Linked DNA regions of Homo sapiens: region 1 is linked to region 2. A link is a loop called in an ENCODE intact Hi-C map of the cell type or tissue named here. Cell type or tissue: sigmoid colon. All regions are shown on one strand.

The links. Hi-C counts contacts between places; a loop is a spot of excess contacts. Peaks named below come from ENCODE experiments on the same cell type or tissue, not always from the same donor. Only the 100,000 strongest peaks of a DNase experiment are listed, where the experiment ranks them.
Region 1: it touches region 2 in a loop (2.3-fold over the local background); 67 of 110 quality-filtered maps call a loop at or near these places.

What each region holds. Positions count from the first base shown.
Region 1 is chr6:37,780,013-37,788,012 of GRCh38, reverse strand. No RefSeq gene overlaps it. Among named protein-coding and RNA genes, the nearest start is that of ZFAND3-DT, 35 kb to the left of the region's middle. In sigmoid colon, no CTCF peak of the experiment used is centred here; DNase peaks (open chromatin) are centred at 3,747, 4,082 and 4,479; H3K4me3 peaks cover 1,496 bases.
Region 2 is chr6:38,009,661-38,017,660 of GRCh38, reverse strand. All of the region lies in intron 2 of ZFAND3 (zinc finger AN1-type containing 3), which reads right to left. Among named protein-coding and RNA genes, the nearest start is that of ZFAND3, 190 kb to the right of the region's middle. RefSeq lists a silencer at 4,774-5,068. In sigmoid colon, a CTCF peak has its summit at 4,837 (motif pointing right); no DNase peak of the experiment used is centred here.

The DNA.
Region 1 (8,000 bases), 230 kb after region 2:
GGGAGAAGAAACTTGGAAGCTTTCCTTCTTTTCTGTGTCCACGACACCACCTTCCTTACCCTTCCCCCACCCCACAGACCTCTGCTGGCCACCCTGAGAAGGGCTGAACCCTTTCAGTACAATTTTCCATGTGGTTTTTGCTTTAAGACAATTTCCCATGTTTAGTAGCTGGCTGGGAGTGCAGAGGGTAGAAGTTAATGCAGTGGAGACCTGGGGTAAGAGGCAGCAATGGAGTGAGGGGGCAGTAAGGAGAGGTGGACTGCTTGCACTTGATGTGATGCCCTGCAGAACTATGATTATTAGTCCCAGTTCAAGGGAAAGAACACACACAGTTCCTCTACTATGTGGGAAAGAGAGAACAGAGTCCCTGCCCTCTAGCCAGCCCTGAGGTACCATGAGAACAGACCACCAACAAATCGTAGCTCCGCCCTTTCCTTTATTATACAATGAAGTACTACTCAGTAATGAAGAGAATTCCTGTAACCACATGCAACAACATGGATGAATCTCACAGACATGGTATTGAGTGAAAGTAAACAGGCACAACAAAATCACATACAGTGTGATTCCATTGATCTGAGAACTTTACTTCTGGGAAGTTCTCTCTGCTATCTAACTTCCATCCCTCCTGTTTGAGTTTCTTCCCAGCCCTCTGTCCTCAGAGGAAGTGGAGAGCCAGCAGGATGGCCCTCCTGTCAGCCTTGGCAGGAGTGAAGGACTTTAGACTTGATCTGTACAGTGGAGCAGGGAGGTAAATGACACTCTCTCTAGGCCCCACTTCCCTGCCTTTCTTCTGAGCCCCGAGACAGCTCTACCAGACCCTCCTCACTTAGGGAAGACTCACTTGGCTGCTGTCTGCACCAACCCCTAGGGTCCACCTCAGATCTGGGATGGCACCTGGGACAACCTGGGCATCTCAACTAGGGTGACTGGTGGCTGGACATCCCAGGAGGAGTGGGTGGCAGTGGCAAGTTGCTCCAAACCAAACCCATAATTCCACACTCCAGGGTGTCCAGGCCACCCCTTTATTTTTATCATTATTTTTTTTTTTTTTTGAGACAGAGTCTTGCTCTGTCACCCAGGCTGCAGTGCAGTGGGACAATCTGAGCTCACTGCAACCTCCACCTCCCAGGTTCAAGCAATTCTTGTGCCTCAGCGTCCCAAGTAGCTGGGATTACAGGTGCGTGCCACTGCGCCCAGCTAATTTTTTTTTTCTTTTTTTGTAGAGATGGGGGTTTCACCATGTTGGCCAGGCTGGTCTTCAACTCCTAAGCTCAAGTGATCTGCCTGCCTCATCCTCCCAAAGTGTTGGGATTACAGGTGTGAGCCATCACGCCCAGCCCCAATTAATTATTAAATATTTCCCACTTAGTGTTAATCATGTCTTTCTACTCCTATCTCCACTCACCCAGCTCTTCTCAGAGACAATCACCTTATCAGTTTCTTCAGTCTGCTTGTGAAGATATTATGTACAGATCCATAAATACACGTATATTCTGTTTTATACAAACACACACTGTCCTGAATTCTTTTTTTTTTTAGACAGGGTCTCACTCTGTTACCCAGGCTGTAGTGCAATGGCGCGATCTTGGCTCACTGCAACCTCCGCCTCCTGGGTTTAAGTGATTCTCCTACCTCAGCCTCCCGAGTAGCTTGGATTACAGGCTTGCGCCACCACCCTCGGCTATTTTTTTATTTTTAGTAGAGATGGGGGTCTCACCATGTTGGCCAGGGTGGTCTCAAACTCCTGACCTCAAGTGGTCCGCCCGCCTTGGCCTCCCAAAGTGCTAGGATTACAGACATGCGCCACCGTGCCCAGCCTGTCCTGAATTCTTGACAGTGTGTCGTGGTGGTGGCTCCATGTCAGCACACATCAAGCTTTCCTCGCTTGTTCCCTTGAATGGATTATAACACGTACATGCAGCACCTACTAAGTGCCAGGCACTGTGCGTTTGCTGAGCAGTGAGGTTGTAACAACAACCCAGCCAAAGTTACTGCCTTCCTGGGGTTTACAGTCAGGGAGACAAAGATAAGAACACAGACAGGTGCCTTTGTCTCCTGGTAAGTTTTATAACGGGAGAACTAGAAAGGCAGAGGAGTGTTGGGAAAGGATCCCGAGGGAAGTGACAGTACAGCGAGGCTGGGCGCCAGATGGGGCCCGAGTGGGCAGGCAGGAGAATTTCAAGTTGAGGGAACTTGCACAAGGCGCAGACATAAGACGCTATGATTCAATACGGGGAAGTGTAGGGGGGCTGATGGCCCTCCTGTCAGCCTTGGAAGGAGTGAAGGACTTTAGACTTGATCCGTGCAGTGGAGAGCATCCAGTGGGCTCAAGTGTGAGTGACGTGATCGGGCTCGTGTTTTGGAAAGATCCCGGTGGCTGCTGTGTGGGAGGAAGATGGATGGGATGAGGGGCCGCAGATGCAGCAGGGAGGCCAGCTGGGCACTCCAGCCATAGGCCTTGCCACTCACCTCGCCGGCTTGGCAGCCCACCCAGCCGTTCCCATGTGGGCTTGGGGTAATCATAGCCTTTTCTGGCCACATTGCCTCACCTCCAAAATGAAGCAGGGAGACGGATTCACTCAGCCCACAGCTCACTCATGACCTCAGCCTCCTGCTGGGTAGACCCAGGAGTCATCCTGGGTCCCCCGTCCCTGCCTGCCCACCTCTCCAGACACCTTTTCCTACCTGGATGCTTTTATGCAGGCTCTGCGCTCCCCTGCCACCAACGCTGTAGCCCCTCATCTCTTCCCAGTACTTCAGTGCTGGCCCCTGTTCATCACTCAGCCAGCTCCTCTCCTCCTCCCTCTTCCGGTCTTGCAGGTCAGCTCCTGTTCAGGAAGCCACTCCCTCTCTCCTGGTGGTTATTCAGCCACTTCTTAGGGTCCCTGTTCCATCCAGGTTTCTCTGGCTCCCCAGCTTATGTCTGGGTCCAAGGACGCCCAACTTGGTACCTCTTATGAACAGGAACTGGTGTCTCTCCTATTAGGAATTGTTTTTCCAAGACTGGGGGCTCTCTCTTCCTAAAGTCTCCAGTCTCTATGGGACTGAGATGGCCTTTCCCAAAGCTTCCAGGAGAACATCTCATCTGGTGCTGGTTTCTGTCCTCCACTTTGCTTTGTGCCTGGAAGGCTGACCTCTACGACTGCATCACTGGACTCTCTTGCCCTCTGGCTTTTAATTGGATGCAGGCAATGGGAGGCACTGCTGTAGATCTGAAGGCAGGAGGAGATAAAGCCCAGGGCGTCTATCCACCCCCTCCCTCGCTGCCAGGCGGCAGTTTGGGCAGCGGCTACATTTCTCTACCAAGGCTGTAGGCTGCAGCTCCTGTTGCGGGGGCTGCCAGCTCCCATGGCCACAGCTCCCGCCCTTTCCCTCTCCTCCTGGGATGGTAGCCACCCTGGGTGCTTTATCATAGTTTCCTTAAAGCTGCCCCCCACCTCTGTAAATAGCCTCTTCATTTATGCCCCTTCAATGAAACCTTGGCGTGTTTCCTGTGTTCCCTGCCAGGACTGACTGATACACTCCTCAACCCCCCACCGCCTCCCTCTCCCTCCACCCTCTTGCGGGGCGAGAGAGTTTGTAGATCTCCCTTGGTCACTGGTGATTCTTCCCTTTGAGCTTGCACAAGTTGCTTATGCTCTCAGTTTTCTCTTGGGAAAAGTGGGAATAATTGTCCGACTTCATTCCCGGGATGTTTGCAAGGATTCAACGCGTGCTCGCGAGTCGCGTGCGTGGCACAGTGCCTGGCCTACGGCAGAGCCTCGGTAACCATCGGCTCCTTCCCCTTGCGGAGGGGCTTCCTCCCCACACCTGCCTGGAGCTGACCTGGGGAGAGCGCGCGCTCTGAGACGGGAACTTCGGGACAGAGGGAGTGCTCCTGAGGACAAATCCTGTTTAAAACCACACCTGTGACTGCATTAACCGAGAGAGTGCCTCTCCACGCTTCATTTGCCTTTTAAATGAAGAGTGGGATGGGCTGTGAGTGGGGGCTCTGCTCATTACAGGAGGACAGAAGAGGCTGCGCGCCCTCCGCAGGCCCACGCTGTCCGCCATTAGCACAGCCCGGCCCGGCGCTGCTCGCACATTAGCCTTCAGGAATAAAAAGAATGATTTCGTAAGTCAAGAATAATTATTTCGACCAGCTTTCCTCCTCAGCTCGCTACTGCGCCGCCTGGGCTGCGTGTGCTGGCTGACAAATTAATTTCTATTATTTATATTGGGCTAGAGAGGAAGCACAGCCCGGGGAAGCGGGGAGCAGGGGGCCTGGGGGAGAAATGAGAGATGGAGATGGAGAGACAGGGGCAGGGAGGTGGAGACAGAGCAGCACAGGGAGGGGCGGAGAGGATGGGAAATGCAGAGACAGAAGAAGGGACGGTGTCTGGAGGAGGATGAAGGAGCCGAGGGGCAGGCTGGGTGAGCTCCGGACTTGGAAGGGCTGGGCCTGGGCCCTGGGGGTGTGGGCTTCGGCTCTGTTTCCGCTCCTCTGGGACGGGCACACAAGCCGGCTGGAGTCAGCTTCTCCATGAAGATCTGCCAGGGAGCCGGCCTCCCCATCCTCCGCATTTGAGACATGCTCTGGCATATCATTGAGCACTCAGGGAGAATGCTCTTCAGGGCCCATCAAAATGCACAGAAATGTCTCTCTCCCGGCCTCCCAGCCTCCTGCCATCCCCAGGCCTCCTCCCGGGAAGCCTAAGAAGGTCTTATTGAACTCACCCCACCCAATTCAAAACCAGGGGCGGCTTGGAGAAAACGTGCCCCTACCCACGAGTTGCCGGGTGGACACAGGAAGCAGAGCTGCTAGCAGGGTGTGCTGCTGGGGACTGGAAGCTCACACCCCTGTCCCTGAGCAAAGACTCAGGACGTGTGCCTTCAAAGGGATAGTGGGCAGGGTCGGCCTCCCCAGCCCCACTTCCTGCCAGGATGCACAGCCGGAGTTAACTGAGCTACCCGAATCTTAGACCTGCATCTTTTAAAATGATATATATGAGACATTTATTTATTGACTTTCTCTTTTGTTAAGAAAAATCTTAAGGGTACAGCGGGATGAGTTTTTACATAGTATACACACACTCACATAACACTAACCACTTAGATCAAGATAAAGCACTTCCAGCACCCCCAGAAGTCCCCTCATACCACAATCACCATGAGCTCAAGCTCATCCCCTCATCACCTTAAGGTAACGATTATTCTTTTTTTTTTTTTTTTTTTTTTTTTTTGCCAGAGTCTTGCTCTGTCGCTCAGGCTGGAGTGCGTGGCGCAATCTCGGCTCACTGCAACCTCCGCCTCCTGGGTTCAAGCGATTCTCCTGCCTCAGCCTTCCAAGTAGCTAGCTGGGATTACAGGCACCCGCCACCATGCCTGGTTAAGTTTTGTATTTTTTGTAGAGATGGAGTTTCGCCATTTTGGCCAGGCTGGTCTCGAACTCCCAACCTTAAGCAATCCACCTGTCTAGGCCTCTCAAAGTGCTGGGATTGGCCAGGTGCCAATAATCCCAGCACTTTGGGAGGCTGAGGTGGGCAGATCACGAGGTCAGGAGATCGAGACCATCCTGGCCGACATAGTGAAACCCTGTCTGTACTAAAAATACAAAAATTAGCTGGGTGTTATGGCGCGTGCCTGTAATCCCAGCTACTCGGGAGGCTGAGGCACGAGAATCACTTGAATCCAGGAGGTGGAGCTTGCAGTGAGCTGGGGTCGCGCCGCTGCACTCCAGCCTGGCGACAGAGCAAGACTCTGTCTCACAAAAAAAAAAAAAAAAAAAAAAAAAATGCTGGGATTACAGGACTGAGCCACTGCACCCGGCCAAGGTAATTATTATTCTGACCCCTACCACCACAAATTAGTTTTGTTGGTGAACTTCATATAAATAGAATCATGTAGTATATATCTTTTTATGTTGGCTTCATTTGCTCAACTTATGTCTGTCTATTGTCCATGTTGCTGTTTGTATCGGTAACTCATTATTTTTCACTGCTATAGAGTACTCCATCATATGAACGTTCCACAAGTCATTCAACCCTTCTCCTGCTGATAAGTAGCTGGATTTTTTTTCAGTTTTTGGCTATTATGAATAAAGCTTCATGCACATTCTAATACCTGTAACATTCTGCACATTAAGAACAGTGTGACCTTGGGCAAGGTGCCTAACTTCTCTGAGCCACAATTTTCTCATCTCTAAAATGGGAGGGAGGGAAGGTATTAGCTATCACATTAGGAAATCATGAGGGTTAAATGGGATAACACATGCAAAGTGTCCAACACAGTGCCAGCAGGTGCTTAATAAATGTCATTTCTTCTATCCCCATAATCTGTGGGAAGCTGGGAAAGAAGGTTGCTATATAGAATTTCCAGCCTGGGACCTGAGGTCAGAAAGACATCTCAAAAGCAACCACCACCGAATCAGCTGGGCATTGTGGCAGGTGCCTGTAATCCCAGCTACTCGGGAGGCTGAGGCAAGAGAATCACTTGAGCCCGGGAGGTGGGGGTTGCAGTGAGCCGAGATCGCACCACTGCACTCCAGCCTGGGCAACAGAGTGAGACGCCGTCTCAAAAAAACAAAAAGCAATCACCACCACCACAAAGTAATATTAAGAGTACCCATGACCATTTCTCGAGCACTCCCATGGCTGGTACTGTGCTGCAGAATTATATTGTTGTTTCTCCAATCTGTGAATCATCTGCATCTGTGGCAATAGGCAGCATCTGTGGCTGCTCCCTGAGACTTGATTCTCTGTGGCCTTTCAGGCTTCCTCGAGCATCAGATCAGATTCCCATCTTAAAGATGTGGGGGAGGCCGGGCGTGGTGGCTCACATCTGTAATCCCAACACTGTGGGAGGCTGAGGTGAGCAGATCACGAGGTCAAGAGATCGAGACCGTCCTGGCCAACGTGGTGAAATCCCGTCTTTACTAAAAATACAAAAATTAGCCGGGCGTGGTGGTGTGCACCTGTAGTTCCAGCTACTCGGGAGGCTGAAGCAGGAGAATCACCTGAATCTGGGAGGCAGAGCTTGCAGTGAGCTGAGATCGTGCCGCTGCACTCCAGCCTGGCAACAGAGCAAGACTCTGTCTCAAAAACAAACAAACAAAACAAGATGGGGAAACTGAATCCCAGAATACTTTAAAAGATTTGCTGCAAATCACTCCATCCATTTTGATCAGTTATTTACTGAAAGTAAAACACGTCTCTTTCACTCCTGGGACTTCTCACACCCAGCAGAGGGTCTAGCTCAGGGGGGTGCTCCTGTTTGTAGAATAGGTGGAAACTGCAGCCCTCTGTGCCCGATCCTTCCTTTTGGGCAGCCCCAAAAGGGCTGCTGCCCACCACCCCACTCTGCACCTGATTTCTCACTGAGAGAGGCCTCTTTGGCCTTAAACTGCTGTGACAAACAATGGAGAGCTTTACAGCCTGTCCTGAAAGTGAAAGAGGTCTGGTTCAATGTACTAAAGAACCCCAGCATCCTGGGATGATGGGAAACTCCCAGGGGTCATCCCATTTGGCCTCTGGCCTGGGGGTCAGTCCCAACTGGATCAGTGGCCTGCCTGCCTTCCAAAGCCCTTGGAGAAAGGGCTGCCTTTCCCCATGTTAGGGATGGAGGTAGAGGAGACCTGAGGTTAGGAGGTTACAGCCGACTGCAGTTCAGCTTGTCCCGCTGCCTGGGTGGCCTCGGGCAAATCACTCAGCCTCTCTGGACCTTGCTTTCCTTGTCTAGGATAGGTCCTTTCTAGCTAAGGGGAGTACTTTGGAAGAGAGGCAGGAGCCGCTTCACTCCACTTCAGAGATTTGGCGGGGGGTGTAGTGGGGAAGCAGTTCAGGCTGCAGTAGTTCCACTCAGGGCCTTGGGCTGCTCTCCTCCCTTCCTGCAGCCATTTGGAGGAGGGGCCACTAACTGTGAGGTGGAGGGCTGCTAATGAGCCCCCTATGGACCTCAGAGACAGCGCTGATGGCACTAAAGGACTTCCCTGAGTTTCCTTAAAAGCCCTGATGGCAGAG
Region 2 (8,000 bases):
CCAGGTCTCTCCTCTATCCCAACTTTTCAAGTATCAAATATAGAAATTCTAAAAATGTATATTCCCTTTACCGCTTTAAGAACATTGTTTACAGTTTAGTATTCACAAAATGAAAAGACAAGCTCTGCTAAAGTGCCTTCAGAAAATTTGAACAGGGTTTGGTGGAACTAAGCAGATCAAGATTTCAGACTTTATTTTAAAAACACTGAGATACCTCAGAAATGCATGGCTCACTGGGCACACTAATAACTAGCTTCAAATACCAGTTGAAGTCATCGTGGAATGGAAAGGCAATGCTTCTAACTGTAACGCCAAACAGCTCCTGCCCAACTTCCTCACATGGGTTCCTTCTCCTGTGCTTTATTCCAAAGCTTCTGGTCCCTCCATAAGCTGTGAGTTACCTTTTGGACTGGTGTTTCCACACATGATCAATTCACTGGGAGATGCTGGATGAAGATGCTCCATTTCTACCACACAGCTGGGCTTGAAACACTTTTCCCTCACTCTCCTTGGCTGTAGACACCTGCCAAACACCCACAACTCTGAAGTGCCTATAATGCTTTCACTGGGGAGAACTTTTAAAATGAAATCTCATCAGATAGCAATGTATACTTCCACTTCCCAATGTGATGAATTTGGTCAGAAGGCAAGCAAGCAATGCCAGGTTAGAAAAGGGAAGTTCAAGACATTTGGGGGAGAGAGGTCATCTACCTTCTTCTCTTTCTGACACATAGTAAGGAAGAGTTTTCCTCGCTATGGATTATGAATATCTGAGCCTGGCTTATGAATATATTTAATAATATTTCTAGAGATCCCTAAGACAGCTCTCAAAGGTCAATTAAAATATATTAACAGTAATTCTGCACTGAAAATCAAGAAAAGGATCAACAAAAACATAACCTTTGCAAAAAGGAATTTTTCCAGTCCAGGAAAATATACTTTCATTTGTTGTACCTATATCTACCTTTACATACCATGTATGTGTTCTTGTTTACCATTTTCACTGGACAAATCCATTAAGAGTGAGGATTTGAGGTTGCTGCAAAATTGTAAGTTTAACTGAACCTATTTTTAAAGGAGCTTTTTCCTTTTAAAAAGCAAGCTTATCCAGGAGGAAAGCACAATAACAAAGTTAACCTCAACCATCTTTCATAATTAAGTTTGTAGGTGGAACTCAGTACAGAATATAACTCCAGTGTGTTCTCTTAAGTTCTGGCATGGACTTGCCTTTTAGAAACTTTTAATTATGCCAGTCATACAGAAAAGAAGCGATATTGTATTTGTAACATATCGTCCCATGGTTCTCTGAAGTATGGTTCTTTGAAACAAGAATTATTTAATCTAGGTGGTTAAAGGCTAAATGAAGCTATCATATATTGAGTGGGTATTACTTGAAGCATACTTTTTTAAAATCTCACAACCCACCTCTAAGAGGTAAGTTTGATTGTTACTTCATAGATGTGCACACTAAAGCCCAAAGTCAGATGGCTAACAAGTGGATAAGCTGTAATTTAATCCAGGTATATTTGACTCCAAAACCTAAGTTCTGAACTACTGTCTAAGGAACTACTGTCTTAGGTCTCATCTGCAAGACACAGTCTGCTGTTCTATGTTACCACTGGTGACTGAATGTATGGCCCATTATAAACATACTACCCTCAATGTATCTAATCATGTATTTTATAAATATACAGAAAGTTACAGAGAATAACACAACAACTGCACCCACTAGCTAGCTTTGTCTAATCTTAACATTTCACTATATTTGCTTCAGAGTTTTAATAAGAAAGAAAACACCACAGGTCAAGTTGAAAATCTGTGTGTACTCCTCAAATCCTATACCCTTCTCTGTTTCCTAGAAGTAACTGCTATCCTAAATTTGGTTCAGGGTTTGCATTCCAATGCATGTTTTAATACTATTTCTACAAATAAGTATCCACAAACACAAGATTTTGCAAGTTGCCCAACTTTATATAATGGTGTCATACATACACATCATTCAGAAACTTGTTTTTTAATTCAACCATGTTTTTGAGATGTATTCCTTGCTAATAGCTGCATAGTGTTCTAGGGTATGAACAAACCACAATTAATCTATTCACTTGCTGCTGGAGAGTTGGCTTGTTTCTAAGTTTTCCATTAACATAAACACTGCTATGATGAATACTCTTGTACCTGACTCCTTTGAACAAGCATTTCCAGAATACAGACTTAGAAATGTCAGGCCAAAAGGAATGCCTCCTTTATCAAATATTGCCAAACTGTTCATGAAGGCAGTATTCAATTCTTACACCCACCAATAGCAGAGCCCACACATCCTCATTAACATTTGGCAGTGCCAGACATTTTAATTTTTGCCAATAAAATGGTGTGAAATTACCTCATTTTTGTTTTAATTTGCATTTCTCTGATTAGTAATGAGATTTAGTATATTTTCATAATTACTAGCCACAATCCTTAAAGAAACTACAAAAGCACAGTTAACTAACTAAGCATCCAGGGCAGAGTTATAATATAAAAGATTTCCCTAAAGGTAAATATCCCATGTTAAATTCTAGATAACAAGAGAAACAGTAAAATATATACTCCTCCTCCTTGTAGACCTTAAATAAAGTATAAGGTTACATCTACCAGTCTTGGTTTAGTCATCATATTGGTAAAAAGCAGGAGGTTAAAATTAAACGATCTAACGTATCTTCCAACGAATGATTATTTTCTAAATTTGCAGAACTGCACCTGCATCACTTTTAAGCATCTTAATGGAAACAGTATTTTGTGCCAATGAAGCAGAAAGAAGAGGCAAAAAGAAGAGACAGAGAAGTGGGTTGATGCTTAACTCTATACCATCTTCCCTGTATCCTCAAGATTAAATAGGAAATGCCTCCTCCCTTTAGAAAATAGGACCACCCGCCAATCCCATCCGCCAGGAGAAAGAGGATTTCAGTCAAACAGCAACATGAATGAAAAGAGATGATTGAAGCCAGATATACTCTGTGCACTCCAATATTTTTAAAAATTAAAAACAAAAATCTAGGGCTGGCCATGGTGGCTCACGCCTGTAATCCCAGCACTTTGGGAGGCTGAGGCGGGTAGATCACCTGAGGTCAGGAGTTCAAGACCAGCCTGACTCATATGACAAAACCCCGTCTCTACTAAAAATACAAAAATTAGCTGGGCATGGTGGCAGGTGCCTGTAATCCCAGCTACTCGGGAGGCTGAGGCGGGAGAATCGCTTAAACCAGGGAGGTGGAGGTTGCAGTGAGCCAAGATCGCGCCACGGCACTCCAGCCTAGGCGACAAGAGTGAAACTCCATCTCAAAAAAAAAAAAATAATAATAATAATAATAAAGTAAAATTACAAACAAAAATCTCTACTATTTCACCAATTAGTGATTTATCTGTGTTAACAAATTCTCTCTCTCTTTTTAACAAAACTTTTAAAAAGTTTTACAAACTTACAAAAAAGTTGCACGACTAATATTAGTCAATCCCATACAGCCTTTATAGAATTCAGCAACCGTTTACATTTTGCCCCCATTTGCTTTACCATTCTCATTCTCTCTCTCTCCCCTTGCAAACATTTTTTGGGAACTATTTGAGAGTAAGTTGGACAAATACCTCCTTTAACAATAAATACCTGGGCTTAAATAAGCCTGTTAGTTATCTGTAGGTCTTATGCCATCAAAACCTCTTGCATCTGGCTTGAGAAAAGTATTTTCCCCAAAAGCAAAACTTTAAATGTCAGGAGTTTAACTTTAGTACCCATGCAGTATAGATTAAATAGGGTAGTGGTTCATTAACTTTTGCTGAACATCCAAATAACATGGGGTGTCTTTTTTAAAAATACTGATACCTGGCTTCCATTCCAAATACTTTGATTCCACGTGTATGAGGTGTAACCTGGACATTGGAGGTTTTTTTTGTTTTTTTTTTAACTCTCCAGTTTTTAAATGTGTGGCTAAGTTTTAAAACCAGTATTTCAGGGCTTAGGCACCTACACACCATTTGAAATACTGGTTCTAGGAAAATGTGCTACAATGCCAAGCAACTGATTAAAATAAGTCAAATACCATTACATCACAAACTGAGGCAGGTAGAAGCTTCCAATATATGGTTTTAGGCAAATACTGTGTGCTTTCTATGTGTTGTTCTGGGGCTGTAGGATGCAAAGCTAGGAAATAGGCAATACACACAAATAACTACAACAGACGGCAGTATGTACTATATCAAACATATGTCAACATGAATAAGAACATGGAATGTATTTGTTTTGAAGGTTCACAGACTGGTGAGTGGTCCCGAAAGAAGGTGAGATATTCATTAAGGGAGAAAGATGACTTTACTAGGCAAGACTGAAGTAGAATCAAAGGACACTCTGGTAAACAACATCAGCAAGAAGTCTGTGCCACAAAAATGTTAGCGAATGATAGTGTTCCATTAAAGCCCCAAGTGAAGTTGAAAATACAGGACATAAATTTTGTATATACTAATCAATGTAACTCAAATTCGTGTATTAGGAATTAGGAATGATATATATAACAGTGTCTGGCACACAGAGGTGATCAGTGAGTCTTCCTTTCTGTTTCTCTGACTTAGAACAAAAAGTTGACTACGTAAAATTTAGAAAATACACTCAAGTATAATTATGAAAATAAAATCATCCATAATCCTAGTACCCAAATAACCAATGTTGATATTTAAGGTAACTCCTTACTGAAGTTATTCCTCTAGATTACTCCAGATGTTTTATAATACAAAAAAGAATTTTGTATAAAAAACAACAAGCCCCTCAGCCATTCCCCCTCCTGATGTACACTTAAGAGGATCAACTGAAGTTGCAATATGGTCAGAGCAGCCACTAGAGGGTGGCCGAGGCTGATGCATCCATCACCCTCCCCTACTTTCTCAAAGGCCTTTAACTGCCATTCATGTTACGATTTCTGGACCTGCACACCTCATCACATAAAGATTAAAAATTACTATCAGCCAGGCATGGTGGCTCACACCTGTAATTGCAGCACTTTGGAAGGCCGAGGCGGCTGGATCACGAGGTCAGGAGTTCAAGATCAGCCTGACCAATATGGTGAAGCCCAGTCTCTACTAAAAACACAAAAATTAGCCAGGCGTGGTGGCACGCACCTGTAGTCCCAGCTACTCGGGAAGCTGAGGCAGAAGAATCCCTTGAACCCGGGAGGCGGAGGTTGCAGTGAGCCAAGATCGCGCCACTGCACTCCAGCCTGGGTGACAGTGCACGACTCCGACTCAAAAAAAAAAAAAAAAAAATACTATCAAAAAGAAAGGAGGAAGCTCTTCAGGGTAATGAAGTGTTAATAGTTTGGATATCAAATACGGCTACCCAGGATATCAAATATAGCTACTGATTTGTTAGTATATACAAAATTTATCTGCTATGTACTGTATTTCATTCAACTACTTGGTACTTTACCAAATGTCTCCCTCTGTGCTTCTTGAGAACACGACGCAACTTCTCCACTAGGAACGGAGATGCTTACATTACACAGCATACAGCAGCATTCTACATTCCACTACTGCCTGCCACACCCCATCCCCACCATTTAACATAACTGACGCAGTGTGTGCTAAACATCTCAATTCTGAATACTATTACAGAATTTGTTTCAAAGTACTATAACATATCCCAACTATCAAATGTCTAATTTTAAGTATCTTTTTTATATTTTGAACTTTCATATTATAGTTTCCAAAAAAAGAATGACAAGAAATATAGCTACGTATTCTTTAATTAGCTGAGAAACAGGTTAAAACCATTTTCCAAAGATTTACATGAAGTTTTACCTTCCCCGAATCCTCTTAATTGATCAGGTGTGATCATAAATGATATAATAATTTATAGTATTTGATCACGTTTTAAGTGTAATAGAGTTCTGGACAACTACAAAACCAATTAATATAAAATTAATTGTGCTACTGATTGTGGAGAATCAAATAATGTTCTGAGAACATACAAGTTACAAACCAAGATGATAACAATCTGAAGAAAAAAACAACTTTCTTCCTCCTTGGTACTTTTAGCATAAATGCCACAAAGTACAAATCCACAAACCAAAAGGAAATGAAAATTAAAACTACAAATTAAAATTAAAAATACAAATTAAAACTACATTCCACACTCAGTGGAATGACCAAAATTTTTTAAAGACTGACAACACCAGGTGTTGGCAAGGATATGGAGCAACTGGAACGCTCATGTACTACTGATGGGAATTTGTAAAACAGTACGGCCACTCTGGAAAACAGTTTGGCAGTTTCTTATAAAGTTAAGCATACAGCTGCTGTACTTTATCATACAACCCCAAAATTCTACTGTGTGTATTTATGCAAGAAAATAAAAGCATACATTCATACAAAGACCTGTACTCAAAGGTCTACAGAAACTTAAAATACTCCAATACTGGAAATAACCCAAATATCCATCAGCTCAACAAACTGTGGTAAATTTATGCAATGGAAAGCAATGAAAAGGAACAAACTACATGAAAACAACATGAATGAGTCCCAAACGTATTATGCGAATTGAAACAAGCCAGACACAACTGTATACATCCATTAATATGAATTTTTAGAAAAAGCAAAATGAGCCAGTCATTGGCATGCACCTGTAAGTGCCAGCTACTTGAGACGCTGAGGTGCGAGGATCACTTGGGCCCAAGAGTTCAAGACCAGGCTGTGCAACACAGTGAGTCCTCATCTCTTTAAAAAAAAAAAAAAAAAAAAGTTGGGCCGGGCGCAGTGGCTCAAACCTGTAATCCCAGCACTTTGGGAGGCCGAGGTGAGCGGATCACCTGAGGTCAGGAGTTTGAGACCAACCTGGCCAACATGGTGAAACCCCATCTCTACTAAAAATACAAAAAATTAGCCAGGCATGGTGGCAGGCGCCTGTAATCCCAGCTACTCGGGAGGCTGAGGCAAGAGAATTGCTTGAACCCGTGAGGCGGAGGTTGCAGTGAGCTGAGATTGCGCCATTGCACTCCAGCCTGGGTGACAGAGCAAGATCCTGTCTCGGAAAAAAAAAAAAAAAAGGTTGGGGGCGTAAAAGCAAAATGATAGTGACAGAAAACAGGTCCATGTTTGTCATAGACCAGGGCATGAAAAGACTTAACAGCTGAAGACAAAAGCAAGCAACATATCACCAAACCTGAATTAATCTAATCAAAATGACAGTGTTAGATATAAACTTTCAAAATCCCAGTTAAAGTCCTGTACAATGGCTCCTCAAATAACACTGTTTCCTTCAACATCATTTCATTAGAAGGATGGTAAGGGGGGAAAAAAATCAACTCCCAACTGAGGCCACTGTCTATATGGTTCACACCTTCTCCCCATGCACACCTGTTTTTTTTCTGCGTACTCTTCCCACATCCCAAAGCTATGCATGCTAGGTTCATTGATGAGTCTAAACGGTTCCAGAATGAGTGACTGTGAGTGCGCCCTGCAATGGGATGGTGCCCTGTCCAGGGCTGGTTCTCACCTGGCACCCTGAGCTGGAATAACTGGGTAAATATTATCTTGTGCTTAGTTTCTGTCTTAAATATATGTACAGTTCACATTTATGTCAATATTCAATGTTAGAAGTGTTTTGGTCTTTATTTAGACATTTAGTGATGTTTTTGCGACCAGAAATATGCCATAGGAATTTAACTCTGCCAGTTACCTGACAGACATGGAACCAACATTTTTTTCTCTTGCGCCCCCACCGTCCACAAATTCTCATTTCAGCAAAAAGGCCAAAACAAGTGATAAAATATCAATTTCAGATTCAAAAGAATGTAATGTAACTCTAACCTATTTGTTAATTCTGGCAAGTGGCTACATACTGTTTATAACTTAAAATGCAACGGTAACCACCAGTCATAACATTGTCTCTTAAAACATATTCAGATCAAAGCAGAGAGGTTTCTGTATTTCTATTGGAGTTTAAGATGAAGGAGGAGACCTAATCTGGCCCAGGAACTTCCTGG